Linked DNA regions of Homo sapiens: region 1 is linked to region 2. Evidence: read pairs that join two places in POLR2A ChIA-PET (ENCODE). Cell type or tissue: Panc1. All regions are shown on one strand. Links, peaks and the distances in the headings refer to the core of each region. The heading gives the core; the rest is flanking DNA. Region 1 has its middle 45 kb from the start of LINC00703. Region 2 holds the start of LOC105376367 (a long non-coding RNA gene).

Region 1 (15,769 bases), core at 2,620-10,619, 480 kb before region 2:
CAGTCTATTCTCAAGTAAACTGCAATCACAGTCATAGCTACTAGGTGACTTGTCGAAATTTGCGCAGCCAATAAAAATGTCCCAACAAACACAAAGCAGACATTGAATTATAATCCAGCAAACTATAGGACTGGACTGAAATGATCCCCACACCATTAGCAAAATTTATGGGTATATATGCACAATCAGTCTACATTTGCAATCAGAAAAATGACATATGTTTTTCTAAAAGTTCATGTATCTAAAAAGTTTTGCAAAAAGCTTCATGTGAATTTTCCAGTCCAGGCATTCCAGCGTGAGCTTTTGCCCTTCCTATCTGCAAGAATACTATCAATCTCCAAACCACTGTTCTAGCATCTGAAAACCATGGCACCAATGTGCCTACTGCTGACATGAAAGAAACAAGAACTAAGGATCAGATGGACTTGGGAGGTACTGATGTCTGCTTCTCCTCACTGAAGTCTTCTTACAGATGTTGCTAAAATGCCACCAGAAGCAGCAAATTTACCTCCATCAGTAGATGAAGCTTTCCTCCACTTCCTAACCAATGGATATTTTTAAAAACAGATCCTCTTTATATTGAGAGAAACCCATTTTTGTTTGAGAATATTCTTGGCAGTGCTGGCTCAGATGGCATAAGGACCAGGTTGGAAGTGTTCTCCTAGATATTCCATCAGGGAGGGTCAGAGGAAGGAGGACTTGCAGGAGTCAAAACCAGGTCAAGTATGGAGTTAAAAAGTCCAGGAATATTCTATGCAGGGAAGGGATCCTCCCTCTTTCTCCACCTACTGCCTGGAATTCTATCTTGATGACTGGATGTCAGCAGCCATACTGGACCATGAATATGGGAGCCACACAGAACAGGGATGACAAGCAGAAAGCAGAAAGGCCTTAAGCCTTCATGGAGTGCCTGTAAGACATCTAGATTGCTAGCTGATGGGCTTTCTTCTCTTGTGAGGGAGAAACCAACTGCTTTCTTTCAAAATTATTGCTATCTGGGACTTCTCTGTTACATAAAGTCAAATGCAATTCTGACACTTAACAAGGGGAATGAAAAAAGGGTTGGAAACTCACTGTCATATTTGAGTATGGCTAAGGACTGAAAGGGCATTACTGAATGCATAATAGCTGCCCCAGAGGGAGGGTGAGGCTGTCCATGTGCATCTGTAAGAGAGGACATAGGGACCATCTCCCTGTGAGATGTCCAAAAGCTTTTGCGCCTCTTCATGTCCTCCTGATGAAACCGAAGTTCCTCTGCAGCGGGCACAAAGGGCTCCGGTTACCTTGACAGTGTTCACTCGGTTCACTGAGTCACTCTGCATAGGAGCCACCAGTCTGCTTCTAGTCCCTTAAAGTGCAGTCTTCAGAAATTAAGGACTCCAGACATGCTTGTACACCCATTGAGTGGATGGCAGTGCCCGGCAGGGGCAGGTAACCAGACTCAGGACCTTACTTGCAACGTTAAACCACATTAAGCCCAATTCCCTCCAGCTCCCGGCCTCCTGACCAAGCTTGGCTTGAGCTGCTCTGCTTGTGATCTAATGGCTGGCTTTCCATTTACACTTCTGCATCACCTCTTGTTGAATAACAGTTTTCATTTATTATGGAGAATATTTCCTTTCTTGTTACTTCACCAAAAAAGTAAAATTCTCCATTGAACTAAAGACAAAATGCATGAAGAGTGGACTAGACTAGCAGCCTGTGAAGAAGGCGTGAAGGAGGCCCCCACAGGCTGGCGGCAGAGTCACGCAGCCATCAGAAAATGACACAAACAAAGCAGGCCTGAGGAGTGCTCGTCACCATTTGACTTATATACATTGTTTGATTATTTTGTCTATAGTCATATCCTCTTATGAGCTAGGGCCTTGTTTTCTTCCCTCCCTGCATCTACAGGCCTAGAATGGTGCCTGGCACTCAAGCGACACTCAAAAAACATTTTTTATTCATAAACCGAATACAATTATTAATGGATAAATGAATAAATACATCTCTTTCTTTCCTAGCAGAAATAGAGGTGCATGATATCTACTCATTCCTCAGATCTATAAAGTCTCAGGTAATTAAAAAAATGAGTTTTTTTTTTCAGGCATGACATAGTATGAATCAAAACTGGCCTGTAGTAATCCCTTTCCCAAGCGTTTACAAACCAGGCATTAAAATCAACATTCACTCCCTTGATTTCAACATAGGAGACACCCTTCTTATTTCATTCCTTCTTTGAAACTGCTTTTTCCCCAGCTGTAGGATTGTCGTCCCTGTGCTCTGTATAGGAATATGACCCTGCACTAAAGTCTGCATCTCTGTGTCAACACATGCTCTGGCTAGAGTTTGTAAGTTACTCCCTAAGTATTATTTTACTTGGATAAATGATCAAAGTCATGTTGTAAATCAGGTGTTGTTTTCATATTCATTTTAGCATACAATTTATAAAACATCTGACCTAAGAGGGCCACAGTTATTTGTCAAGTTTACAATTGTTGGCCAATGAGGAAGGCAGGAGTCAGAGCTGTGAACATCATCGCATGCTTCTCCCATGAGGAGACACTTTTAGGGGTCAGCACTGTGCTCTTGCAGTCAGCTCCTTCACTGGAGGAGTGGGCTTACACTCACATGGTGGCTTCTGGGCTCAGAGTGCAGAGACTACACACACTGAGAGCCTGGGGGTATGCAGGAGGGTGGGTGGCCCCATCCAGGCCCTGTCCTGCCTCTGAGAGAGGTGAAGGGGGCAGCAACTCAAGAGTCCTACATGGAGGTAAAACTGCTCAGCAGGGCACAGGGCCTGGGAGGAGGCCAGAGAGGATTGTGGGCATGCACAGGATGCCTGTGAGTTTTCAACAGTGGTGACAGCCATATGCTCCTGATCACAAGAAGAAATTATATCGGGTCCAGTGGCGGCTGTCACAAAGCCATATGGGGTGGCATGGCAGCCTTCTGCAGGTGTGCGGTCATGTTCCCAGGACCCACAGCCCTGATGGCCAGAGCTCACTGCCTTCCTTGAGATTCTCGCCCTGGTTCTCAGGCTACACACAATACATGGTATAGGGCCACATCTATAATTCAACATACACACACATACCAAGTACAGGCACAACCCGTTTTACTGTTTTCGCTTTATCACATCTTGCAGATTATGGGAGTTCTTTACAAACTGAAGTTTTGTGTTGTGGAACAAGTCTCTTGCAACCATTTTTCCAACAGCAGGTGCTCACTTCGTGTATCTGTGTCACATTTTGGTAACTTACAATTTTTTAAACGTTTTTATTATTATACTTTTAATAATGCAATAATATTATTATATATCTCTGATCTATGATGAGTGATCTTTGATGTCACTATTGTAATTGTTTTGGAGGCACCACAAACGACACCCACAGAAGACAGTGATCTTCATCAAAGTGTTGTGTGTTCTGACTTCTCTACCGATGGGCAGTTCCCTGGTCTTTCTCCTTCTCCTCACGCCTCCCTATTTTCTGAGACACAACAGTATTGCAACTAGGCAAATTAGGAACCCCAAAATGGCTTCTAAGTGTCTGAGTGAAAGGAAGAGTTGCATATCTCTCACTTTAAACCAAAATCTAGAATCAAAATCTTCTGGTAGGGCTAATGCGGCTGGTGACTTTCAGTTGACTCCAATGCCCATTGAGTGTTCCAAAAACCCTAAGGCCCTGAAGAGTTATGCTAAATCTACTCTGCCTGTGTGCTGTAAATAGAGCAACACCCCTGGATGACAGTGCCTCTGTGTACAGCATGGCTTACAGAATGTTTTAAATCCATTGTTGAAGCCTACTACTCAAGAAAAAAAAAAGAAAAAGATTATTTTAAAAGTATTACTGCTCACTGAAAACTCACTTGGTCAGCCAAGAGCTTAACACTGTCTTCATGTCGGCTAATGCAATATCCATTCTTTAGCTCATTGATCAAGGATCTAGGAGTAATTTCAACTTTTAAGTTTAATTATTTAAGAAATATATTTTTATAAGGCAATAGCTGCTATAGACAGTGATTCCTCTGATGGGTCCAAGCGAAGTAAATTGAAAACCTGGAAAGGATTTACCATTCTGCATGAGAAATTGAGAAAATTCTGATTGGTGGGGGAAGATCAATATATCAACATTAACGGACATTTGAAAGAAGTTGATTACAACCCTCATGGGTGACTTTGAAGGGTTCAAGACTCCAGTGGAAGAAGTAACTGCAGATGTGGTGGAAATAGCAAGAGGATTGGAATCACAAGTGGAGGCTGAGGATGTAACTGGATTGCTGCTCTCTCAGGAGAAAACTTGAATGGATGAGGAGCGGCTTTTTATGGCTGAGTAAAGAAACTCACTTGAGATGAAAACTTCTCCTGGTAAAGATGCCGTGCACATTGTTGAAATGACAGCAAAGGATTTTGAATATTCTATAAACTTAATTGATAATGCAGCCCCAGGACTGGAGAGGCTTCACTCCAATTTTGAAAGAGGCTCTACCGTGGGTAAATGCTATCAAGCAGCATCTTCTGCTACAGAGAAATCTTTCATGACAGGAAGTGTCCATTGAGCCAGCAAACTTCATTGTTGTCTTATTTAAGAAATTGTCACAGCTACTCCAACCTTCAGCAGCCATCAGCATTGAGGCAAGACCCTTCATCAGCAAAAAATTATGACTCACTGAAGGTTCAGATATTTGTTAACATTTTTCAGCAATAAAGTATTTTTAAGTTAAGGTATGCACTTTTTTTTTTTTTTTTTTTTTTTTTTTTTTTTTTTTTTTTTTTTGGCCATAATGCGATTGCAAACTTAGGCCACAGTATAGTGTAAAAAAATAAGTTTTGTATGTACTCGTAAAATCAAAAAAATTGTGTTACTAACTTCTTTGCAATATTTATTATAATGACCTAGAAACGAACCTGCAATATCTCCAAGATGTGCCTGCAAGCAAATTGTTTCTTAAGGCTTTTTCTACATAGAAGTGAAATCCATAAGTAAAGCAATTAAACAGATTATTAAAGCAAAAAATGAGCTCAAAATCATCAGATTTTTGAGTCAAAGGCATATTTTTTAAGCTTGACTATGCAGGTAATTACCCCATTTCTGTATTCTGCTTTGTGAACACAGATATTTACTTAAATAGATGTGCTTTTTGTTCATATACCAGACGAGTAAACATCACACTCTCACACACATTATTGCTTCTACCAGAATAAAATTCCGTGTGTTACCATCGCCTTAGGAACACCGAGTTTGAAATATCTGCACCATCTGGAACAAATGGCTTAACTTCCAGCTGTATTAACTTAGCTCTTCATCTTGTCTAAGTGGAAAAGCCGAAGGTATAAGCCTTTCCCTTGTATAGAGTGTGGGATAGACTTGGAGGTTTAATCTATACTCTGTCTATACTTGGGAAGCCTAGACTGAGCTAAAGGTATTTCCCCCCATGTCCAAAGTAATCATTTGTCATTTTTTCACAGCAGGATTGCTTGAATGTCTGGTCCAGCTACGGCCATCTCTCTCGGAAGGGATTACATTTCTGCGGAGCTTCAGAATTCCTGCAATGCTTTGATCTTGCTGAATCTATGGCATGATTGTAACTGTGAGTCATGCTACACGGTTTACTACAAAAGGGATCATGATGGAATGGTGGACTATGGGGAAGGGAACATTGATTCTGAGACTTGTAACTCTTTTCAACATTTTGAAACAGAGATTATTTTACTTATCTTGGACACGAAGGCAGCATAACATCGCAGCGAGGAGCGTGGGCTCTGCATCCATGATCCTAGGTGGGAATCCACCTTCTGCAGCTCACCAGCTCTGTAACTGTGGGCTCACCTTTTCTCTTCTTGGCACCTCCTTTGCCTGCGCTGTGAAATGAGGACAGGATTAACACCGATTTCATGGAGATACTTTGAGGGTTAAAAAGGCAATTTAATGTAAAACATTTGGAACAGTGACTGGTTAAAAATGTAAGCATTCTATTGATAGTAGTTGTTATTAGAAAAGCTACTTTTTTGTTGTCTTTTCACGTTATGCTATTCTAGAATGAGTTAGTCTGCACAGACTCTCAATACACATCCCTCAACTAAAAAAAGCAAGGGAGTGGGATATCAAAGTTTTCGAACATATGCATCTAGTTGTAATTTTTTTCTTATTTGAGTCTCACAACTTTCTGTGATATAAGTATTTTTACTCTTATTTACACATGAAACAACTAAAAACTATGCAACTTATGTAGAATGCTTTATATGCTATGTATAAACACTGTATCAAAATTATATTAAGAGATATAATTCTACAATTCCATAGGAGATAAGCTTACCAACTCCAATGTATGTTTGTCAAAATTAAGTTATAAGAGTATTATCAATTACCCATTTTATGATCATGTACAAATTATAGTTGGACACATTTCTAACAAAATTAATTAAATGAAATAAAAAGTCAATTAAGCAATCAAAAATAGTTGACTTTCATTCTTGTGACTTTCATTGTTGATGGCGTGATTGGGCCTTTTTAAAAACACAATTATTTTCTATCTTTTAAAAAAGGTTACATTTTAAGGTCAGCACATGGGTAGAAGATGGTTGAGAGTAAAAATAACCCTTTACAAAACCATAAATAGCCCCTACAACATCATCAATATACCACATTTAGAGTATTGCACTCTGTGGAGAATTCTTTTGGCACATCAAAGTTTGAACTGGAGAGGGAATGAGATAATTTTACATGTGGATAATTGGACATTGAAGCCACTCTGCCTTTAGGATAACAATAAGATTTTGAGTGATGGTTTAGGGGTGGTTGTGAGCTCCAAGTGTCTCTCCCTGCCAGCAGGATATGTGTTATTCTAATATTGTCTGTATCATTTTCATGCAAGGTTACAGACTTTTTAGTTACAGAAAAGATTAAAAGTGATCACATAATAACACTTCGCATAGATAGTATTACATTCTACATGCTGGGTATATATTAAATGCTTATATGACAGGACTCAATTTTTTTTTCTGATATCTCATGCCTTTTTGAATTCATTCATCCATTCCTTAAACATAAGTTTAATAAATTCAAGATAATTCTGCTAACTGTGTCTCATCTTTGCTTCGTATTAATTTAACAGTTTTACTTATGGACTGAAATATATGTCTACCTGGCTTGCAATGAGCGGACTGAGATTTTATAGCTACTGCATTCTTGGTGCTTGGTTCCTGTTGGTGTGTCATGCTCTGATAACCCTCATGATTTGGGTTTAGAGGTATTTCTCCCATCTGTCATGGCTCCTTTAGCAATTTCGTGTTTTATCTGCCAGCGTCCACCGTGTGTGCCGGCTCAGCTTCTGCGACACAGGCAGCTGATTGAAGCAGCAATGAGCTGAGGGCTCTGCTGTTTTGAGGGTGTGTGGAGAAATTGAAGGACCGCATCCAAACGCAGACACCAAGGTTGTGTGCCAAAGGAAGTCTGGCTGAAGATGTTTTGAAACTCTAAAAGCAGGCTTTTCAAAACTCTGATGCTTATAAATAAATGAACAGAGTTCACATATCACGTGTACATGTTATAGGATATGCTTTACAATAAAAAAGATAAAAATTTTCTTGTAATATGGAGGCCCTAACCATTGTTTTAGAAAAAGTCATTTTAAAAGAATTAAGGTTCTGTTTTGTTCATGGAATCAGCATGTACTTATTGAATACGTCTTGGCTGCTAGGTACTGAGCTAATTACTAAGGGGCCACAGGTTAACTGGGAATGGTTCATTCCTTCAAATCAGCCTTAATTAGTGGGAGGGCTTTGAGGCCAACCTGACCATGAAAAATCAAAATACTGTGAAAAAACAAACGTAAATAAAAGACCTATGGCCAGTCAAATCAGTGATTTTATTCATGGGTGGAAATGTTCATGGTTTCCTCAACTTCTTCATTTGTCCTCATTCCCTGATATTAGGATACTATGAACACTGCAACCAAGACAGCATGCTTATTTTATTCAAGTCCAAGAAACAGTATACATTCAAAAACTAATCAGAAGTAAATAGTTTTGAGCCTGATATAAGGAGTATAATTGTGCTTCCTTTGTTAAACAGTGTTTCCCAGTTTTCTGGCATGTGTAAATTGATATTTTTTAGTAATACTCGTGTTTTTACTTGCATGTATGTGAACTCCATGTTGAGTGAAACTCAAGAACTAGTCTGCATGGATTTTGCTCTCCTATCTGCAGCAAATATGTGTACCACAGCTTTGTGAAAAATAAGTTCTGTAAGCCCAACATATTTTTTCCTCTATATACTGTTCTAAGTCTCATAAACAGAACTAAGAGGAGTGATGATGCTTGCATTTGACTTCCAAGGTTGAGGTTATACAATCTAAAACAATGTGTCAGTGAGTGGATGGAGACACTTATTGAAATGGAAATGCTTTAGAAACACTATTTGGTTTGGGGAATGCTAGTGATATAGAGGAACTTTCAATAGAGGCCAGAGGGAAAAAGGGCCATTTAGAACAACAAGGACACAGAAGAAAAGGATGACTCCATTTGAAGCAGCTGGTAGAGGATTCTACTTTGAAAAAGAAATATCCAGATGATAGAAAAAGTTGTCTTTTGATATTTATTGGAAACTACGCAAGGACACTGTTTCATTTTCAAGAAAATACAATGATCAGTGTAATAATTCATCAGAACTATCATGCTTTTTAGTTCAAAGCATTCTAACAATTTTTTCACGAGAAAACGTAAAAAATAGCTAACCCTCTTTCTGTTTTAATTAGATTCTGCATCTGTTTGAAAGAAGTTTGATAAATATTCTTTCTTATAGACTTCCTGTCACATGACTGGTCCAATATGCGGGCTGGAGGTTGAGGATATTTATGACCAACTTCTTAGATTCTCTGACAAGAAAAATTCTCATTGGTGATTCATATTTCCTACAGAGCTAATGAAATGAAGTCTATTTAAAGGTATCTGCACACCGTATCAATTCTTAACAAATACGATGAGAGGCATGGGATTGGAGATGATATGTACTCAAACGTTATGAAACATTATGTCCAAACTTCACATAAGTTTATGTGTTGTGGCATTTTATTGGCTGTAGAAAGCCTGATGATGTCTTCATTTTCTCTGTGAATCAACTATGCTTTAAAAATCTAAGTTATTTCATTAGTTTCATGTCAAAATACGATAATGACTTTCTCTACACCACACAGAATTTTAAAACTTATTATAAAGATATCAGACAATGCAGTGACTACATTAAACTTACATAAATTTATACAAAGTTTAGTGTATGATTTAAATAGTTGACAGTCAAGAAAAGGTCAGAGCAATTAGAGGCAGGATTCGCCACTGGAAACAGGAGCAAGAGCTGGAACTCTTTCCACAATCTCATGATTTAGTGGATGAATCCTAACAGAAGTCACATGGCTTTATTTCATGGCCAGAACCACCAGGCTGTTACAGGAAAGCCAAAAAGACCAGACAGAGAAGAATGTTTCCTTACAGTAAAGGCAAAATTTAGACATTTAAAATTTGTTTTCTAACAAATGAGATATTTTTAGCTTACACTGAGAAAATTAAGAAATTCATCTGACATGTCATTCTTACTCTCAAAACAAGGCCTACTTTGACTGTAATATATGTTTTCTAGAAGTAATAACATTAACTTTTAAATTCATTTTAAATGTTGATATGTAAATAAAGTAGAAACGTGGATATGCTTTACCCAAACTATTAACATTGTCTTCATACTAGAAGCTCACTTTAAAAGATAATGAAAACTTAATATAAAAACATAATCATCATAGTTTAAATATCTAAAACTAGTATGTTTGTGTAAAATTTCTGCTTATTAGTTTGTTTCGATAATAATCTTTTTTAACAACTAGGAAATTATACTTTCTACATTAGTTTCTGTAAATGTAGAAGTAAAAGACCTCCTTGTCTTAAAAGAATAGGTAGACTAATATAAAAATATCAAGATTAAAAGCTAAAAAAATTAACATAGCTGTACCTAGTGAGTTGGCTAATGTCAGCACAGTACATGCTGTTTGCAACATCGCTTCTCATGAAATATTTTACTGGTTATGGTTCATGTAAAATTATTGCTTAATTATAATTAAACATGATTCACCACAATGCAATCCATTTGTTCATCTCATTTGTTAATTCATTTTAGAAATAAATATTGAGCTGCAAAAATGTGCATTGTGCTATTCTAGTATCCCTTATTGAATCCAAATATCTTAATTGGGCTGCTACTGTAAAAATGGTAATTTTTCCAATTTTTCATACTGTTACCATATATGTTTTTAGAAACCTAATTGCTATATAAATTTTGTGGCAATGTGCATTTAAATGTTTTTGTGATTATCCACATTAGGAAGGAGTTCAACCTATCTTAAAGAGGAACATCCAAATTGCAACGTTGGTGTCATGTGCACAGTTCCTGTTTAATAAATATTTATCTTTCTTACTGCAAAATTAACATAAAGCCCAGAGGGTAAATGCTTTATAACTATATTTCATTCTGGAAATATATTATTGAAACAACTTAACCAACAAGAGAAAAGACAAGAACAGCAAGAGTTCTAAACACTGATATAACTACTTCAGTAGTCGCCTTTTGGATTCCATTCAAAACCCATAACTTCAATTAAGTAGATGTATTAGTCCATTTTTGTGTGGCTATATAGAGATACCTCAGGCTGGGTAATTTATAAAGAAAAGAGGTTTATTTTGGCTCATGATTCTGCAGACTGTACAGGAAGCCTGATGCTGGCATCTGCTTCTGGGGAGGCTCAGGAAGCTTTTAATCATGGTGAAAGGTGTAGGGGGAGATGGCATATCACATGATGAGAGTGGCAGCAGGAGAGGGAGGAGGTGCCAGTCTCCTTTGAACAACTAGATCTCTGGTGAACTCAGAGAGAGAGAGAACTCACTCATTACCTCCAGGACAGCACCGAGACATTCATGAGGGATCTGACCCCATGACCTAAACACCTCCCACCAGGCCCCACACTGGGGATGGCATTTCAACGTGAGATTTGAAGGGGACAAACATAGAAGCCACGTAAGTAAAGAAATGTGTACTGAGAAATGGAGAATGCAAGAGAATAACTGGATTGAAACACAGTTTTTTTTTCATTCTTTATAATGACATCCTGTTATTAGAGTTGAAATAAAATGTGAAAGTAACAAATTTCTCATGACATATACAATGATCAAGCGTGTGCTTGGGGTTGATATGCTTATGCATACATATACATATACAGTGAAATTTCTCTATCAGCGTGAATCAAAATCTAGGATAAAAAAGGTAGAACCTATTATATTTATATGTAAATAATGCCCTACAGGTGCCTTACCTAAATTATCTCATGTAAACCTTAAAAGAAAAAACCTATATGGTGATTTTTTAAATTCCTTTTAAGTAGAAAAAAATTGAGAATTGGTTATTTGGCATAAGATAAAATGGCTAAAAAATGATAATGTCACAGTTTAAACCCAAGTGAGATGGACTCTCAAGGAATATCCTGAGCTTTCTTGTCAATGAAACAGCACATGGCTTTGACCATCGTGAAAACTTGTACTAATCCACTGCTGTTTAATTGGAAAATGATGACCTTTCCAGAGATGCCAATAGATGACAGATTGCTATCAGTTGGTGATTAATAAAATTCACTACAATAATATTATAAGACAATATTATAATAAAATAACAACTGATTTAGGCAAAAATCATCAAGGAATGTCAAAATGAGTGTGTGAAAGTTTAAACAGCAAGACTTGTATAGTCACAAAGTATCTCAGAACAGAATTCTCTTAAACACAAAGAGTAAAATAGTGACGTGGCAGTGGAGAAACTGAGTCCACATCATTTAACATAATGATCAAAGTGACCCCTTCAGTAATGAAACTCATTGACAGTGTGTGCTTCCTAACATGGTCACTGAGAAAAACTTTGTGTCATTTCTGTGGTATTATTATCAAAAATATAAAACCCAAATCTAGTCATGAGAAAACAACAGACAAATCCCAAACTGAGGGATAATATACAGAATGTGTCTAATACTCTTCTAAAATATCAATACATTAAGTACTCACTTAATGAAACTGATAGGTTCCTGGAAACTAAGACTTAAAGCAAAATGACTTAAAATCATTTTTGCTCATCAATATTAGGAAAACGTGATGTTGCAGGAAGGAATTTTATTTGAGGATCTTCTGTACATCATTTTGCTTAAAGTTGCAATTTCCAAGAACCAAGTGAGGACTAACTGTATATTGTAAGTGAGGACTTACTGTATATTGAAATATAAGAAGAATCAGCAACTCTTCTAAATTAAGTGAGGCCAAAGAGATGTGGGAACTGAATAAAACCCATCAGCTTGGATTTACTTTGTCTATAAGTAACATTATAGGGAAAGTTGGTAAAATCTATCAGGTCTGTATATGAAGGAGGAGTATGACCTCAGTGTCGGTTTCCTGAGTTGGATTATTATACTTCGATGTTGTAAGAAAATGCCTTATTTTCAGATAGTATACAGTGAATTATTTAGGGAAGAAGAGGTGTCATATATACAACTTCCTCTTACACATTTCAGAAAAAGAAAATGTGTACATATGTGCAGAGAGAAGGGGGACTAGAGAAAGCAAATGTAGTAATGTGTTAACATTTGGGGATTCTGAGCGGAAAGTGTTAGGGAATTTTTTGTGCTATTCTTAAAACTTTTCTGAAAGTCTGAAATTATACAAAACTAAAAAAAAAGAGAGAAGCATATATTATATAGTCAGCCCTCTGTTTTCACCAGTTAATTTACAAATTCAACCAACCTTGGATCAAAAATAATCGGAAAAAAATTAAAATAATACAAATAGAAGGCAATACAGTGTAACGACTGTTTACATAGCATTTGCTTTCATTAGGTAGTATAAGTAATCTAGAAATGGTCTAAAGTACAAGGCAGGATGTGTATGTACGTTGTATGCAAATACTACACCTTTTGATATAAGGGACTTATCATCCTGGATTTGGTATCTGAGAGGGTTCTGAAACCAATCACCTGTGAATGCCATCAGATGACTGTGGTATTTACAGTGCCATTTAATACAAAAAAAAAGCCTGCAATTTGATAAAACATCATAGTTTTCAAAAATCATGCAGGTAAAGTTCAAATAGAACATTTGACTTAAAAAAAAAGTGATTTTATAAACCTAATATACCAAAATGGTTGCAATCACAGATCATCATTTCTTAAAGCCTTGCTAGTTATTTCTCCTATATTTCTTTCTCTCCATGAAATTTTTGCAGGGGCAGAGGGAATAATTAAAAATAAATACTCATGACAATATGCCATTAATAATATTAACAAATTGTATTGACTTTTTACTGCAAAATATACTAAATGTTTTATATGTACTGTCTTATTTAATTTTCACATCTCCTAAGGATTGGCACTACAATTACCTTTATTTTATGAAAGAGAAACTGAGTCTTAGAGATGAAGAACTTTCAAGGACCAGCCACGTAGAAGACTGTGGCACAGGGAAAGAAAGCAGAAACTTCCATTCTACCACCCATGCTTGCTGCAGTAAGTGCTTTCAGTGAGAGAGATCTACCCTGATGCGATCTCAAATCAGATATACTTCCATTTTCTAAATGTTCAACTGCATCTTCTGATTCAGCTGTTTCATAAAATATTAGTATTACAGTTTTTTAAATTTCCACATGGAAATTTTATTTCAAAATATCACAATTCATTTAAAATTCAGAATTCTTTCTGAAGCTGAAAGTGTTTCATTTAATTATAGCTTATTTTGAGTTATGAAGCCTGTATGGCTCCTATACATCCTTGTTCTAATTTTTTGGTGTTTTTTTTTTTTTTTTTCCTCACTTTGTCACCCAGGCTGGAGTGCGGTGGCGTGATCTCAGCTCACTACAACCTCCACTTCCTGGATTCAAGCAATTCTCCTGCCTCAGCCTCCCAAGTAGCTGGGATTACAAATGCCCACTGCTATGCCTGGCTAATTTTTGCATTTTTTTTGTAGAGATGGGGTTTCACCATGTTGGCCAGACTGGTCTCCACCTCCTGACCTCAAGTGATCTGCCCCCTTCGGCCTCCCGAAGTGCTGGAATTACAGGTGTGAGCCACGGTGCCTGGCCAGCTCTAGTTTTCTGAAAACTATTTTCAGGTTTCCATATCCTGGCCCTCCTCTCCATCAAAAAGCCTGAGGTCAATAATAAATAATGCCAATACATTGCTGAGAGAAGTAATCACAGAGCTGATTAAAGTATATTCATTTATCCACGTTTTTCCAATTTTTAATCAACTTTTTTGGCATATAATTTTAAGAAAAATAAAAGGCACCCATTTAAAAAATGTAGTTAATGAGGCCAGGGGCAGTGTCTCATGCTTGTAATCCCAGCACTTTGGGAGGCGGAGGCGCACAGATCACAAGGTCAGGAGATCGAGACCACCCTGACCAACATGGTGAAACCCCATCTCTACTAAAAAAACAAAAATTAGCTGGGTGTGGTGGCGCACGCCTGTAGTCCCAGCTACTCGGGAGGCTGAGGCAGGAGAATCACTTGAACCAGGGAAGTGGAGGTTGCAGTGAGCAGAGATCGCACCACTGCACTCCAGCCTGGCAACAGAGAGAGACTCTATCTCAAAAAAAAGAAAAAATAGTAGTTAATGAGTATTGTTTCTTCTTAAATAGACTTTATTTGCTAGAGCAGTTTTAGGTTTATAGAATAATTACACAGGAAGTAAAATTAATTTCCATATAATTCCGCCCACCCACATGCACCACAGTCTAGCTTGTATCAATTGTCTTCTGTAATGGACCATGCCTTTGTATCTAAAAAGTCATCACCAGATCCAAGGTCGCCTATATTTTCACCTCTGCTATCTTATCAAAGTTGTGTGATTATTTTTGTCTGTTTCACATTTAGTCCTGTGGCTCTTTTCAGTTATTTTATTTGAAAAGTTTAAAGTCTGTGTCTGGATTCATTTTATTGTTGTTCCAGCCACATTTATAGAAAAAACTCTTTGCTCCACTGAATTGCCTTCGGTCTTTGATGAAAGACTAGTTGAGTGTATATGTTTGAGTCTATTTCAGGGATCTCTATTATGTTCCATTGATCTATTTGCCCATTATTTTGTGAATATCACACTTTCTAGATCACTGCAGCTTTGTAGTAAGTTCTGGGTCATGTGGTTTGTGTCCTCCAGGGTCGCTGCTCAGTACTGTGTGGGTTATGCTGGGTCCTTTGCCTTTCCATATGAACTTTAGAATCAATTTTTCTATGTTAAAAAATAATTTCCTGTGATTTTGATAGAGATTGTGGTGAATCAATACATCAAGTTGGGGAAAATCAACATCTTAATAATATTGAGACTTCCTATCCATATTGTGGAATATCTCTCCATTTATTTGGATCTTGGATTTCTCTTACTAGAGTTGTGTCATTTTCTCATATAAATCTTGTACATACTTGTTAGATTAATTCTTACATATTCAATTTTTGTCTGCTGATATAAATGTTATTGTCATGGAATTCAAATTTCCAATTTTTCAGAGCTAGTATATGGGAAAGCAATTGACTTTTATATATTATCCTGTATCCTGCAACAATCTTGTTATAATTCCTTTCATGCTCCAATAGTATTTTGATGGATTTAGGGTTATTTTCTTATAGACAATCATATCACATAATACCATCTCTGCATAAGGGTAGTTTAATTTCTTCTTTCTTTCTCTGTATAATTTTTATTTCCTTCTATTGCCTTACTACATTAG
Region 2 (15,769 bases), core at 4,880-12,879:
CAAAAAAAAAAAAAAAAAAAAAACAGAAATCATTAGACCTTTCCTGTAGACCTACTAATACTTTTGAAGGTAAGATGAAGCTATCTTCTTTTGGACAACAAAAATCAAGAAAATAGTTTTAACTGTCTGGATTAGCTCCAGCTTGGAGAAAAATCTGGTACTGAATCACTGAGAAAATTAATTTCACATATTATAGGATTATAATACAGTCTATCCCGAGTCAGGCAGCAATAACTATTGCTTTCTAAAAGCACCAAGTGAATTAGGTGGCTGTGCCGGGCAATTAGGAGAGGGGCCTCCTGAAGAGCCAAGGGCACTCACCCCGCACAGCACTGCTGCCAAGGCTCTAGGTGTCCTTGAGCTGTTGACTGAAGGCTTCTTTGCCTCTGTTTCTGCATTTATAAAGTCAGGAATGAAACAGGCTTTTGAAATTACTTAAGGACCTCTGATAGAAAGGAGAAGAATTGCACTGGCATCTTTATGGAGCTGTACATCAAAGAAATAAAGACCGTGCAGAAAAAGGGCATTGCATGGGAATGAATGGTTTCAAATGCAATAGCAAATTAAATGTAAATTAAAGCTAACTGCAATCTCCGTATGTCAGACTCTCTCTTTTTTTTTTTTACTTTAAGTTCTGGGATACATGTGCAGAATGTGCAGGTTTGTTACACAGGTAAACATGTGTTATGGTGGTTTGCTGCACCTATCAACACATCATCTAGGTTTTAAGCCCTATATGCATTCGGTATTTGTCCTAATGCTCTCCCTCCCCCTGCCCCCTACCCACCAACAGGCCCCAGTGTGTGATGTTCCCCTCTCTGTGTCCATGTGTTCTCATTGTTCAACTCCCACTTATGAGTGAGAACATGCAGTGTTTGGTTTTCTGTTCCTGTGTTAGTTTGCTGAGGCTGATGCCTTCCAGCTTCATCCATGTCCTTGCAAAAGACATGATCTTTTTTATGGCTGCATAGTATTCCATGATGTATATGTATCACATTTTCTTTATCCAGTCTATCATTGATGGGCATTTGGGTTGGTTTCATGTCTTTGTTATTGTAAATAGTGCTGCAATAAACATACATGTGCGTGTGTCTTTATAGTAGAAAGATTTATATTCTTTTGGGTATATACCCAGTAATGGGATTGCTGGGTGAAATGGTATTTCTGGTTCTAGATGCTTGAGGAATCACCACACTGTCTTCCACAATGGTTGAACTAATTTACATTCCCACCAACAATGTAAAAGTGTTCTTATTTATCTGCAGCCTCAACAGCGTCTATTGTTTCTTGATTTTTTAATGATCACCATTCTGACTGGTGTGAGATGGTATCTCATTGTGGTTTTGATTTGCATTTCTCTAATGATTGAGCTTTTTTTCATATGTTTGTTGGCCACATACATGTCTTCTTTTGAGAAGTATCTGTTTATATGCTTTGCTCACTTTTTTATGGATTTTTTTGTTTTTTACTTGTAAATTTGTGTACGTTCCTTGTAGATTCTGGATATTAGACCTGTGTCAGATGGGTAGGTTGCAAAAATTTTCTCCCATTCTGTAGGTTGCCTCTTCACTCTGATGATAGTTTCCTTTGCTGTGCAGAAGCTCTTTTGTTTAATTAGATCCCGTTTGTCAATTTTAGTTTTTACTGCAATTCCATTTAGCATTTTTGTCATGAAATCTTTGCCCATGCCTATGTCCTGAATGGCATTGCCTAGGTTTTCTTCTAGGGTTTTTATGGTTTTGGGTTTTACATTTAATTTTTTAATTCATCTTGAGTTAATTTTTGTATGAGGTGTAAGGAAGGGGGTCCAGTTTTAGCTTTCTGCATATGGCTGGCCAGTTTTCCTAGCGCCATTTATTAAATAGGGAATCCTTTTCCCACTGCTTGATTTTGTCAGGTTTGTCAAAGATCTGATGGTTGTAGATGTGTGGTGTGATTTCTGAGGGTCAGGCCCTCTTAAAGGCCATGGCTTTGGGTGTCTGAGCCTGCACGACACTTTTATTTTGAGAGTCTATAATAAAAAGCTAAAGTTATTTCTACATTATTGGTTATGTACCTTAAAATACTGTACCTGAAACTCAGTGGGTTAAGTTACAGGACGTGAAACTGTTGGAAGAATATGGGTAAATCATGTTCAAGTCACCTGGGGTCATATAGGAGCTACTCTACTTTTATTTTTAAGTTTAGAAAACAAATGTAAGGAGTTGGCTCCTAACTTGGGTGAAATATTTTACATGTTTATATATCTATATATATATGTCTATAGTGGAGATCACTGTTACAAAATATGGAGATTCACATATGAGTCGGTTGATTTAATTTTCAAGTTTTTAATGTTTTAACAATACTTCAGTGTTCAGTAATTTTCCTATTTTTGGCCCTATTATGCTCTCAAATTTAATAAACATGACTTCTAACATTTTTTAAAGGTGGCCTTGGATTTAAAACATAGCCCCCAAACTTCTTAGCATTTCTCCTATCAAGAGTTGGGGTCTATGTTCCCTCCCCTTGACTCCATCTCAAAAGTGCATATTTAACACCTGTCTATAATATGGCAACTATTCTTTATAACCTACAGCAGGATAGGATTATACAACAATAGTATCATTGTTTTAGCCAATTAGAATTGACTGGCATTAAGCCTGGAATTATCAATGTGGATTCCAAGGTCAATATTTTGATCCAATTTTTGTATATTCTTTGTGTGTTTGAGTCTGCCTTCTGAGAAATTTGGCTTTGTCAGTGCTAGAAGTTGACTTTCCTTGGTAAATGTGTTTTGAATCTTAAAAAAGAATGGTTTTGGAACTCTTCTGACCAAGACTTTGATTTTTGCCAATCATTCTAGCTTGGCTCTTACCAGGCAGTGAGCAGGAAGCCAGGCCTGGCAGCCTTGCCAGCGGTGCCAAATGATAATACAAGTTTGTCTAGCCATGGTCGCGTCAGAGCCTCGTGTGTGTCCAACTCGACTTGAGCATTATTTTTACACCACAGAACAACGAAAGGGAAATTCATTAGTGTTGACGAGGATAGCAAGAACAAACATCACCGTGGTAGAGTTAGAGAGTTAAAGTTTATAGGCTGGGAGCAGTGGCTCACGCCTGTAATCCCAGCACTTCGGGAGGCTGAGGCGGGCAGATTACTTGAGGTCAGGAGTTCGAGACCAGCCTGCCAATGTGGTGAAACCCCGTTTCTACTAAAAATACAAAAATTAACTGGGTGTGTTGGTGCACCCCTGTAGTCCCAGCTACTTGGGAGACTGAGGCAGGATAATCACTTGAACCCAGGAGGTGGAGGCTGCAGTGAGCTGAGATCACGCCACCACACTCCAGCCTGGGTGACTGAGTGAGACTCCATCTCAAAAAAAAAAAAAAAAAAAATTAAAGTTTATAAAGTTCTCGTTATGGCCAGGCACTAATTTAATCACTTTTTATGTATTAAGCAATTTTATTCTCAGAACAACCTATGAGTTAAGTATTATTTTTAATTTTTTATTTTGCAGAAGAGTAAACTGAGGCACAGAGTTCAAGTAACTTGGCTAAGTTTTAAAAACTAGTAGGTGGTTGACCCAGGATTTTAAACCACATACTCTAAAAGCTAAGAATATTCCATTTAAGAACACAAGATACTGGAGGAGACATTGAATGTGTTCACCGGGTACTATTAGTTGAAGTTAATAATACAATTAGTCTTAGTGCTTGGAACTCCTCTCACATAAAAAAACAATAGATGTTTAAGTCCTGCTTGGTGGCTGTATTGTTTCATGAATGTATTAGCATCTATCACAATTCATTATAAATCTCTGCTTACTTATGTTTCTACTTTACTGAAATGTGAGCTGCGTCAGGAATGAGACTTATTCAAAGTTAGTATATTGAGTGTGTAGCATTGTACCTGAACTACGTATAATGCTTAATACATTTAATTTTTTTTTTAAAATGAGATAGGATAATAATTCATAGCGTGACTAGGGCATCAGAGGTGGCCATCTCCAAACTAATCCTTTGAACTCGGTGGTGGAGGAGGGTTTTCGCGGCACCTTCACTGCTGCACCCCTCACCTCCCATTTGGGGGCCAGGCAAACACCACTTCCTTTCTTGAGGCTTGGCACGCACCTACCCCAGAGACATTTTTTTAAAGGGTTGATGTTGGGGCTGCATTTGCAATAAAAGTCAAGGCTGGTGAAGAGAAAGAAATCCTTTTAGCAAAAGCAAACTTCCCTGGGATATGGTAAGAGCACCCACCTCACCCGAAGGACATCGGCCGCCCTCCTCCTACCCCAGCCACCCCAGCAGGCCTCTCCAAGGTGCAGCCAGCAAACTGGAACACAGTTGGCAGCAAGGGCCTGGTGAGCTGCTGCAGGGATGGTGGGCAGGGCCCAGGACCCCCCTCCAACCCCCCAGCATGTACATGCTGCCTGGATGGGACGACACAACACAGGCTGAAGTGAAGGGCATGCGACACGTGCTGTAGATGTCCTCACATGGTCTGCTGGGTGTTTTCTTTTTTCTTTCTTTCCAACTTTTATTTTAGGTTCAAGGGGTACCTGTGCAAGTTTGTTATATGGGCTCATTGTGTATCGAGGGGGTTTAGTGTACACATAACCGTGTTGCCCACACAATTAGCATAGTATCCGAGAGGTAGGTTTTCAATCTTCACCCTCCTCATGCCTCCACCCTCGAATAGGCCCCAGTGGGTATCATCCCCTTCTTTGTGTTCACATGTCCTCAATGGGAATTTTCCAATAAACAGCCTCACTCCCCTCCTGTACAGGGCCTATCACCCTGGGGTTTCAGAGAGAGTCAGATATTGGGGTGCTCCCTATCTAGATTTAATAGCTCACCTGCAATACCTGTGATTTCATTCCTTTCATTTATAAAAGTTTATACTCCCTATTGTGTTCTTATATTCTCAAAATATAAGCACAGAAAGCTACTTTCAAAGTCAATGAAAGGAAAAGTGTCCACCTTTTGCCTCTCCCTGGCTGCCTCTCCGATCTTTTCTTGCTACCTGAATTTCTTGATCTTGTTTCAGACCCAATCAGCAGCCCCGCTGGGATTTGTGAAAGCTTCAGGGGACCCTTCCCCTAAGAGCTAAAAAGCGAAGGCGGAAAAGGACCCTGCAGGACCAGACTGAAAGGTAAATGTAGAAGACAGCACGGTCTCCTGAACAGATCCCACCAACACCACTGCCAGGGTTCAGCACCACCCACGCTGAGCCCCGGGTCACTGTTCAGCACCACCCAGGCTGAGCCCCGGGTCACTGAAGATCTGGTTTCAGGAGGGCTGCAGAGTGAACGCCAAATGCTTCACGCTGCGAACACTGGAGGGATAAAAGCATCTTTTTCTCCCTGGCCTGGATTTCAGATTTCTCTGTAAAAGGCAGAACTGTGCACTAGCAGGCAGCTAACCCTTTTTCCTTTTTTAAGAAATAAAAAGGATACAGCAAAAGGGGAAAATCCAAAAATAAAATTCAGTCATCTAATCAGAAAGAATCCCACCAGCCTGGCAGAGTTCATCCGTGTGCAGTGCTTATAACGTTTAAAAAAAAAAATCTTTTATTTTGCGTTTGGTTCATACTTTCTGAAGACCTCCTCCTAAAGCATTACAAAAGGTAGCATTTTGTGTGTCTCAGGTCTTTTAAAAATCACCCCATATTATCTGAGAGTAAAAAAAAAAAAAAAAAAAAAAAAAACAGCTGGAGGCTTTTTCTGCAAAAAGGTGTTTAATTCTATACTCCAGGCAGCAGTGACAGAAGCTACAAAAGTCACCCCCACTCGATGAAGACAAAATTATAAACCAAGTTGTTTTACACTGATTCAAATACAGGTTAAATTTATTGGACTGATCCTTACTTACAAAAGTACTTTTCGGTATTTAAGGTAATTTTTAATGTATTTTTCTTAAAGTGATAGTTTCATGCAATCTTTATGGCAAGTTTTGCTGCATGTTTATTTTCTGAATTGTATTCATGTTTGATAATCGTTTGGAACTGTATTCTGGTGTGCGCGCTTAGTCAACACAGGATGTGGAAGACGGTACCAGTCAATCTCCATGGTAACCACACTGGCCACCCTCCAAGCATTTTACACAGGTTGCCTCATGTGTCCTCTGCCACAAACCAACCAGAGGAGGTAGCACTGTTAGCATCCCCATTTCACAGATGAGGAATCCGAGGCCCAGAGCTTTTCAGTTGCTCCCTCCAGGTCACAGGGCTGACCCGGGGCAGGGTGAGGACACACTCTGGCTTCGGGCTGCCGGGAGCCCTGAGTACCACACATACATTACGGAGACCCTACTTCCTCCTCCAGGGTAAGGAAGATCTTCCCACCCGCTACGGCCAAAGCTTTTGCCTTTCTGTAACCTCTATTCCATAATAAAGCCAAAAGAACTTTCAGAAAGAAAACCTGAACAGCAGGGTGGTGGAGCCACCCACTTTCCACGCGCGTATCCGGCTTTTCTCCTGCAGCGTGCTGTGTTTGAAGTCAGTCATGTGGATGCAGCCATCAGTAGTTTGTGTCTTCAGGCAACGCTGGAAAAGGACTAGAGGCCCTGGGGTGTTGGGAAGACACCACTCTGGTTTGGGTGGTGAGTGATAAAGGTTGCATACGTAAAATTTCACTGATTTGTGCACTTCACTGCAAATTATACCTCTGTAAATAAAACACAGTGGGGCAAACTGTTTTAAAAAAGTCAATGTTATTAGAGCATTTACCTTCTTAAAAATCTCTGATAATCGCCCATCGCTGTTAGCCCCAATTTAGTGCCACCTCCCTCAGCCTCCCTTCCACCCTCTCCACATCCCACCGGACTGGCCCCCTGGTCATCCTCCAACGTGCCAAGCCCCATCCTCTCCTACCGCTGGGCTCTGGGCATGACCTTGCCTGTGTCCAGAACATTGAGCCATTTGCCTGGCCAACACTAACTCTTCATTTAGATCCGAGCTTCCACAGAAAAAATTAGGTCAGGTCACCAAAATACACCCCTTTCTGGCTCCTCTCTATGTTTCTTTCATGATTATAGTTTTACATTTTTTTTTTTGCTGTTGCTATTTTTTGTTTGTTTTCATTTTAATAGATTTTATTCTTTTTATTTATTTTATTTTATTTTATTAAGACAGTGTCTGGCTCTGTCCCCAGGCTGGAGTACAGTGGTCTGATCATAGCTCATTGCAACTTCCACCTCCACCTCTCAAGCGATCATCCTGCCTCACACTCCCAAGTAACTGGGGCTACAGGCTCATGCCACCACACCTGGCTAATTTTTGTATTTTTTGTAGAGACAGGGTTTCACCATATTGCTTAGGCTGGTCTTGAACTCCTGGGCTCAAGTGATCCGCCCGCCTTGGCCTCCCAAAGTGCTGGTATTATAGGCATTAGCCACCATGCCTGGCTGATTTTATGCTTTAGAGAAGTTTTAGGTTTACGCAACCATAAGAGGAAAAGTCAGAGAGTTTTCCCCCGACATTCCCTGCCCCATTTATGTGCAGCCTCCCCCATCAGTACCAGCACATTTGTCTTTCCAGTTCTTCACTTCGTGTGCTTTTCCTTCTTGACTGTAAACTCCATAAGGACAAGAACTGTCTGCTTTTGTTCTAACGTATCTCTATCCTTTTCTCTGATACACCACTGCTTCTTTTCTCTGAATTTTAAATTCAGTTCTTATTCTAGTTTGCTTTGCAGGTCAGTGAATTTGATTCAAACACTTATTATTAGACTTGTAAAAATAAATTTTTATTTTATTTTTGGGAGAGGGGATATAGCTGTAAAATGACTTTTAAAACAAAGGCTTAGTGGTCTGCAAAGGTAGTAGAGTCTAACACGGAGAAACCAGAAACTTTGAGGTTTATAATTGAATTATTTGTAACTAAATGAAAGAAAGTTTACTGGAAGCTGTATCCCTAATTCCTAAAGATTACAGAGCTTTCTTAGAATTGGGTGTTAAAAATCACAGCACAAAAGGAAAAAGAAGATTAAAAAGATTTTTTTTCTGTGACTCATTAAAAGAGAAAGAGAGAGGTGGAGGAAGAGAGAGAGAGAGAGAGAGAAAAAGAAAGAAAGAGAAAGAAAGAGGGAGGGAGCTAGGGAAGGAAGAAAGGAAGGAAGGAGAGAGGGAGGGAGGGAAAGAAAGAAGAAAAGAAAGAAAGAAAAGAAATAAGGAAGGAAGGAAAGAAAGAAAGAAAGAAAGAAAAAGAAAAGAGAAAAAGGAAGGAAGGAAAGAAAAAAAGCAAGGAGGGAGGGAAAGGGAGGGGGGGGATGGATAAAAAGAACAGAAAAAAGAATGAAAGTTTAAAAATGAAAGAAATGAAGGAAGAAAAGATAAAAGAAGAAAGGAAGAGAGGGGGGAAAATCTCCCAGTTTCTATATAAAACAGGAATAAGAAATTTGTATAGACAGCGACTGCTCCCTTTAAACCCCACCCTGGTCCTCAATTGGCTAGAATTTTGATTTCCCACCTAATTTCATCAAACTCCTCTTACTCATGTTGCAAGACACAGTCTCCGATATTTTCTATTTTATCCCTACTATTCAATTATAATATATTCCACAATGTCTTAATCTATTAAATTCTACTGTATTCTATTTTAGAACTCTACTTTGCAACTAAATTATTTTACCGCTATGACATGCCTTTGAAAAAGGAGCGTGCCAGATGCAAAGGTTGGTGTTCATGAGGTAGAGCCTACCGAGAAAGGGCCAAACAGAAATCTGCTCAAACTGGTTTGCAGCCACTGTGGAAGCTGAGAAGCCTGATTGTCACTGGCCAAGTCTCCCTTTTCAGTGACTTGTTCTGTTAGCATTCCTTTACCTCTCTGGAGATATGAACTACGATGGTTGTAGAGGCTTCACATAATTCTCATCCATAAATACAGAAGGAACCTTTCCCGGAGTTTCTCTGAAGTTTGGTATGAATCGGAGAAGCACGGGGTCATATACATCTGCTCAGTGAAGGGAGGCCCTTTTGCAGTCCAGAGCTGCTCAGAAACTTTAACCTAAATTATGCACCAGTTGAAAAGCCCTGTAGTGAGTGAACCACCACAAAAATAAATTGTCAGATGAAAACCACATATCCATCCGTTCCGTCCTGTGACTCAGAGTCAGGTATTCACACAAATTGCCAGTCAAGGCTGTGACAGTAGCACACAAGGGCTTCTGCGAAACTCAATCAGTTAGCAAAAGTGACCGTCCATACAGCAGCATCTAGATGAGTTTATTACGGTGTGCCTTTGATATCTAGAGAAATGGATGGAATGTTTAACTTTAAAATCAGTTGTGATGGCAACTGTTGTTAACAACAGCTTTGACTACTGGCTGGGGGACAAGGCTGATAGCGTCTGTTTAACTGGCAATGTCTGTTAACCAGAGGTGAAGGCTCTCTCATTAACGGATTTTTAAGGCTTAGCAGAATATTTAGAACTCAATAAATGTCTGCTGAGTGAATGAATGCACAATTAAAATGTCTTCAGTGGGCCGGGCGCGGTGGCTCATGCCTGTAATCCCAGCACTTTGAGAGACCGAGGCGGGCGGATCGCCTGAGGTCGGGAGTTCGAGACCAGCCTGATCAACATGGAGAACCCCTGTCTCTACTAAAAATACAAAATTAGCTGGGTGTGGTGGTGCATGCCTGTAATCCCAGCTACTCAGGGGACTGAGGCAGGAGAATCGCTTGAACCGGGGAGGTGGAGGTTGTGGTGAGCCGAGATTGTGCCATTGCACTCCAGCCTGGGCAACAAGAGCAAGACTCCATCTCAAAAAAAAAAAAAAAAAAGTCTTCAAAATTTTTAGCTGGATGACGACAGAGGGGAATCCAAAATTCCTTCCATTCTAAACACCAGAGGCCGCTTTGAGAAAATGTTCCTCCCACACTCACTTCTTTCCAGGCTCTCCATGAGTCCCGCCAGGGCCCATGGGCCTCTTTACCTCCAATAACTTCCCTTCTGTGACTCCAAACGCTGCTACCAGAATGTCAGCTTTGCAGGCCCCAGGCCTGTCCACCACAATCTCTTCTTCCTGGAATCTTGTACTTCAGCTGGAGCAAATCTTTGAACTCACCGATGCCTCAATCCATCAGCCTCATTCTTTCTCCTCACCCACTGTTATCTTCCCTAAGAAGATGAGTGGTTTCCCCTCCCTGCCCTTCCTACTGATGTTCCATAGAAATAGAGCCCCCAGGTTTATCTTGACAAATGACTGGGCAGAATAGATTCTCTATATTGAAGCTAACCATGAAGGAAAGTGTCATTTGATGGTTTCCAGGAATATCCCTTAAAACATGTCTTTTCCACTTCATTTTTGTGTCCCTTCTTATCCTGCTGCTTGGAACGTGGATGTGATGGCTGGTGCTCTGGGCGCCTCTTTGGGCCATGAGGGTAAAAGTTAGGGATGGCAGAGTCTGGGTGTCTCAGGAACACATGTACCTGGGCTGCCCTACTCTGTGTTGGTCACCCACCTCCTGATTTTAATGTGAAAGAAACAACAACAGGCTGGGTGCTGTGGCTCACATCTGTAATCCCAACACTTTTGGAGGCTGGGGAGGTTGGATCACCTGAGGTCAGGAGTTTGAGATCAGCCTTGCCAACATGGCAAAACCCTGTCTCTACTAAAAATACAAAAAAAAAAAAAAAAAAAAAAAAAAAGCTGGGTGTGATGGTGCACACCTATAATCCCAGCTACTCAGGAGGCTGAGGCAGGAGAACTGCTTGAACCCAGGGGGCAGAGGTTGCAGTGAGCCAAGATCGCACCATTGTAGTCCAGCCTGGGTGACAGAGTGAGACTCTGTCTCAAAAAACAAAAAAGAATAATAATAACAAAAACCCTTCAATTGTATTCAAGACCCTTTAGTTTTGGTCTTTGTTACTTGGAGAAGAACCTGATCTGATCCTAGCTGAAATATTATTCATCTCACCTTGCCCAACTCTCTCTGGCTGAACTCCCCTGGCAAATCCCAACCCTGGTCAAAATGTCATCCACACCCACCGAGGGTTAGCATTAGGGTTAGGGTTAGAGGTTAGGGTTAGGGGTTAGGGTTAAAGCTTAGGGGTTGGAGTTGGGGTTAGGGTTAAGCATTAGGGTTAAGGTTAGGGTCATAGTAAGGCTTCAGGGTTATGGTCAGGGTTTAGGGTTAGGGTTAGGTTTAGGGTTAGGGTTAGGGTTAGGGTTAGGATTAGGCTCCCAACCATGCCTGTAACTCAGCAGTGGAATCAGGAAGGGAAGGTAGCCTCCCCCTTCCTGCCACTGTGATGACAGCTTCACTTTGTTCAGGCCCTGATCTTAGGTGCACCCACACTCCCACCTGCAGCTCCCTGCACCTTCACTGTCTCTGCCTCACTCCACAGGCCTCCCCAACAGAGGTACACACTCTCTGCTAACAATCCTTCCTCACACTCCATTAGAAAGTGAAAAGATTTGTTTAGGAACATCCTGGTTTTTCCAACACTGTGACTGCCTGCACACGGCGTTGCTACCCTCACTCGTGCCTTCCTCGTGTCACTGTAAGTCGTCCTGCCCTCGGCAAAGGTCCTATCCTCCCCTTGCGTTTTCAGCCCAGCCAAGCGCTCCTTGTCTTCTCAAGAACGTGACTGATAATTTTCCTTCCCCTTCTGCAGGATGAGTGTCCCTCTTCTCTAGCATCACCATCTACAAACCCACGTGGCTTAGTAACCTCTGTCATTTAAACAAAACAGAGGAAGACCCAGTGTCACTGCACACACACCTCTCTCCACAGTCCCACGACTTTGCTAATCTTCATGCGCTCACCCCTTAGGGAATCACCTTTCCTTGTCCTCTCCGACCCCCCACCCACTCCAAAAGTCTGCTCTGGCCATGTCCCAGGGAAACTGCTCTGGCCAGCCAAGCCCCAGGGACACCACGATTCCAGAGCCAGCAGTGGCATCTCACTTCTGAATCTGCTTGACCTAGCAGCATTAAGCCCCTTGGTTGCTCAGTACCTTTCTCCTGAAACATTTTCGTCTCCTTCAGATTTTTCTCGCATGTGGCTGGCTACTCTGCAGTTTCCTGGTTCTCTTCCTGGATTTGTCTTCTGCAGAGGCAGGGACCTAGAGCACCATTCCCTTCTCTGTGCTGGGTCGCAGGGCCTTCAATACAGCTCTCTCTAGAGGCAGTCTAGAGTCCTGTTCCCCCAAATTCTGCGTGCTCGGATTTTACCACATACTTGTCACCTCCCTGGCTTGGTGTCTCCCTGAATGTCTTCTTCTCTGAGTTTTCTCAGTAAACCAGCTGATAATTTAATTTATCCTGGTCCCTCCCTCTTTCTTTTAGTCTGAATACTTAATCTTTGAGCAATCCTATCAACTTTGAGATCACACTGAGTCAGAGCCCTTCCCTGTAATGCTGATATCATGCCTTACTCGGAGTCACCGACATCTCTCTCGCCCGGGCTACAGAGCACTTTTCACAACCTTGTTCTCTGCTTGCCTTTTCCCTTCTTTTCCTGTCTGCCCGTCCCTGTCCCCCTTTCCTACATTATAAGCACTATGGGCACCTTCTTGCCCTTCCCCTCACCCCCCTCCATGGCTCTGGCATCTTGAGCAGCTCTGGGGAACCTAGTAGGCCTCAGTTTTTGTTCATGGAGTGAACAACAAATTAGTACATTGTGAAGTGCATCAACTGCGTCTTGGTCTCGAAGCCGGCCCAGCTAAAATGCAGCCTTTCCTGTGTTTTGGGGGCTATACAAGGAAGCTTGCAGTGGTTCAAAGAGTGATGCCATGAAATAGCATCGTCTGTGGGATTCTCTGGCCTCAGGCAAAGCGTGGAGAGGCAGCAGCAGGCTGGCAGCAGCTCTAGAAACAAAGGCAGAGGAGGCCTGTCACGTATCTTCCCTCCTTCCTTCCTTCCTTTCCTTGTTTCTTCCCTTTCCTTTCTTTCCTTTTTTCTCTTTCTTCCTCCCTCCCTTCCTTTCTGCCTGCCTCTCTCTCTTTTTCTTTCTTTCTTTCTTCCTTTCTTTCTTTCCTTCCTTCCTTCCTTCCTTCCTTCCTTCCTTCTTTCTTTCTTTCTTTCTTTCTTTCTTTCTTTCTTTCTTTCTTTCTTTCTTTCTTTCTCTTTCTTTCCTTTTTTTTCCACAGAGTCTCACTCTGTCACCCAGGCTGGAGTGCAGTGGCACGATCTGAGCTCACTGCAACCCACACCTTTCAGGTTGAAGCAATTCTCATGCCTCAACCCCCTGAATAGCTGGGGTTACAGGTGCACGCCACCACACCAGCCTCATTTTTGTATTTTTAGTAGAGATGGGGTTTCACCATGTTGACCAGGCTGGTTCGAACTCCTGAGCTCAAGTGATCTGCCCACCTCAGGCTCCCACAGTGCTGGGATTACAGGTGTGAGCCACTGCACGGGGCTGTGTCACGCATGTTCAACACGGGCCAACCGCGTGTGTGTTCAATGAGTTACGTTTTACACGACGCCGGCATTTGGGCCTTGAATTGATCATTTTCTCCTTTGTGTGCTTTTCTGCTCATTTGGGTTTGAAATTTATGGGCAGTCCTTCATCCTGTTTTACAAACATGTTGATTACGGCAGCCCCTTGCAAATGCGTTGTGAATTCTCCCTCCAGCAGCTAAAGCTTTCAAGTCAGGGCGTGGCCTTTTTATTGCTCTGAATTCCTTTTCAAAGTCAATTTGTCAAAAGAAATCAGCCTCAGTTAATCGAATTGTCCTTTTTATTCAATGTTTGATGTGTGGAATCTTTCCAGAAGCGTGGTAACATTTTGTTTTATTAGAGACTAGCTTCCACTACTGGTTTCAGAGAACTTTCCGGCTCCTTCCTCAGGAACTTGCTTTTAGATCGGCCGTGGAGACTTCAAACTCCAGGACTCTTAGCAAAGGGCATGTGAAGCAGCACCTGTTTTGCTGCCGCTGTGGACTCTCAGCTCCCTTTGATGTCTCCGTGTTCTTGGAAGTGTGTATCAGCTCCCCTGACGTCTTAGCGGCCTAGGACTGAGGGAGGAGAATCGCTCTATGAGAAACAGGGAACTTACCCCGGTTGAACAAGTGAACGACAAAAATCTCCTTAGCCGAGGAAGAGCAGCGTCTTTTAGCCATGCTTTCTCGGAGCCATGCTGTCGTGAGACATCCCAGCACTCTTCCTCTTCCCCTGGGATTCCAAGAAGTTTTTTTTTTTTTTTTTATTTCATTTTTTAATGTATTTCAGCTTAACTGAGGATTAATTGACAAATAAAAATAGTATATATTCAAGGTGTAGAATGTGATGTTTTGATATACATATACATTGTAAAATGATTACCCCAATCAAGCTAATTAACACGTCCACCACCTTCCCTTTGTGTATGTGTGTGTCGTGACAACACTTAAAATCTACTTTCTCAGCAAATCCCAAGTATACAGTACATTGTTGTAAACTATAGTCACCACGCTGAACCTTGGTTCTCTAGAATCCATTCCTCTTATAACAGCAAGTTTATGCCCTTTGATCAACAGCCCCCCATCCGCCCATCTCCTGGACCCTGGCAACCTCTGTTCTATTCTCTGCTTTTGTGAATCAGCATGTCTAGACTCCACATGTAAATGAGATCATGCGGTGTTTGTGTCTCTGCACCTAGCTTATTTCACCTAACATGATGTCCTCCAGGTTCATCCACGCTGTCACAAATGGGCAAGATCCTCTTCCTTTTTAAAGCTGAGTAATATTTCATGGTACACATATTTGTGCATACACATATCACAACAAGAAAAAAAAATTTTGTTGAGATGCAGTCTCGCTCTGTCACTCAGGCTGGAGTGCAATGGCACGATCTCAGCTCACTGTAGCTTCCGCCTCCCGGGTTCAAGTGATTCTCCTGCCTCAGCCTCCTGAGTAGCTGGAACTGCAGGCATGGCCACCATATCTGGTTAATTTTTGTATTTTTAGCAGAAACAGGGTTTCACCATGTTGGTCAGGCTGGTCTTGAACTCCCAAACTCAGGTGATCCTCCTGCCTCGGCCTCCCAAAGTGCTGGGATTACAGATGCGAGCCACCACACCAGCCAACAAGAATAATATTTGTGTCGGCAGAAAAACAGGGCAGAGTGTTCTCTAATATTTTCCACAGTTATATTTAAGAAACAGGTTTTGTGTTTTGTTGAAAGGTTAGAGAACAGTGATGAAACTACTAAATTTTCTGAGTGGAGGTTTGACAGAATATTTTGCTATGTGCATGGACACTTGCTGTCAATGGACGAGATATTAGGGTTCCTATGAAATTCTCTGTACAGTTGAGATACCTCCCTAACCAAATTCAGAGGTGCCGAGAGAGAGAGGGATCAAAAGAACTCACACCTGTCATCACAACACTTTGAAAGGCCAGGGTGAGAGGATCACTTGAACCCAGGAGACAGCCTGGGCAACATAGTGAGACCCCATCTTCACAAATAAAAACAAAAACTAAGAAACAAAGCTGCCTTACAGACTCCCTGGTTGGACAGATGGGAAAAGGGGCTCCTGTTGGGAGTGCAGAGCCCTGTGCACCTGCGGCCCTGCAGGGGGGAAGCTCTTGATTTAGGGGACCGCACACATCATTTCTCCTGGTTAGGTTACCAGTTCTGCCCAGTCCTCAGTTCCCCTTGTTTCTTCCCTAAATCATTCCCAGGCTGTCACTATGGCATACAGACTCCAAACTTGCAAACACATAACACGGTGCAGATACCTGCCCACGATGAAAGGGGCTTGCTTCTACCTACCACGTGAGCCTCTACAGGCCATAGCCTGTGCTGTGATGCTGTGATGTCAAGGCCTGGTAGGCTGGTGTCTTAGTCATGTGGGC

What was found. Peaks named below come from ENCODE experiments on the same cell type or tissue, not always from the same donor. Only the 100,000 strongest peaks of a DNase experiment are listed, where the experiment ranks them.
Region 1: POLR2A ChIA-PET joins it to region 2 with 16 read pairs; 2 of 35 experiments call an interaction of 5 or more read pairs at or near these places.

Annotation. Positions count from the first base shown.
Region 1 is chr10:4,421,338-4,437,106 of GRCh38, reverse strand. No RefSeq gene overlaps it. Among named protein-coding and RNA genes, the nearest start is that of LINC00703, 45 kb to the right of the region's middle. RefSeq lists an enhancer at 4,948-6,147. In Panc1, for the core only: no CTCF peak of the experiment used is centred there; no DNase peak of the experiment used is centred there; H3K4me3 peaks cover 645 bases; H3K27ac peaks cover 6,008 bases.
Region 2 is chr10:3,939,389-3,955,157 of GRCh38, reverse strand. LOC105376367 (a long non-coding RNA gene) reads right to left here and starts at 12,212. Exons shown (of 3, transcript XR_930585.3): 1 at 11,944-12,212; 2 at 8,805-9,014; 3 at 5,801-6,649. In Panc1, for the core only: no CTCF peak of the experiment used is centred there; DNase peaks (open chromatin) are centred at 8,616 and 8,977; H3K4me3 peaks cover 858 bases; H3K27ac peaks cover 8,000 bases.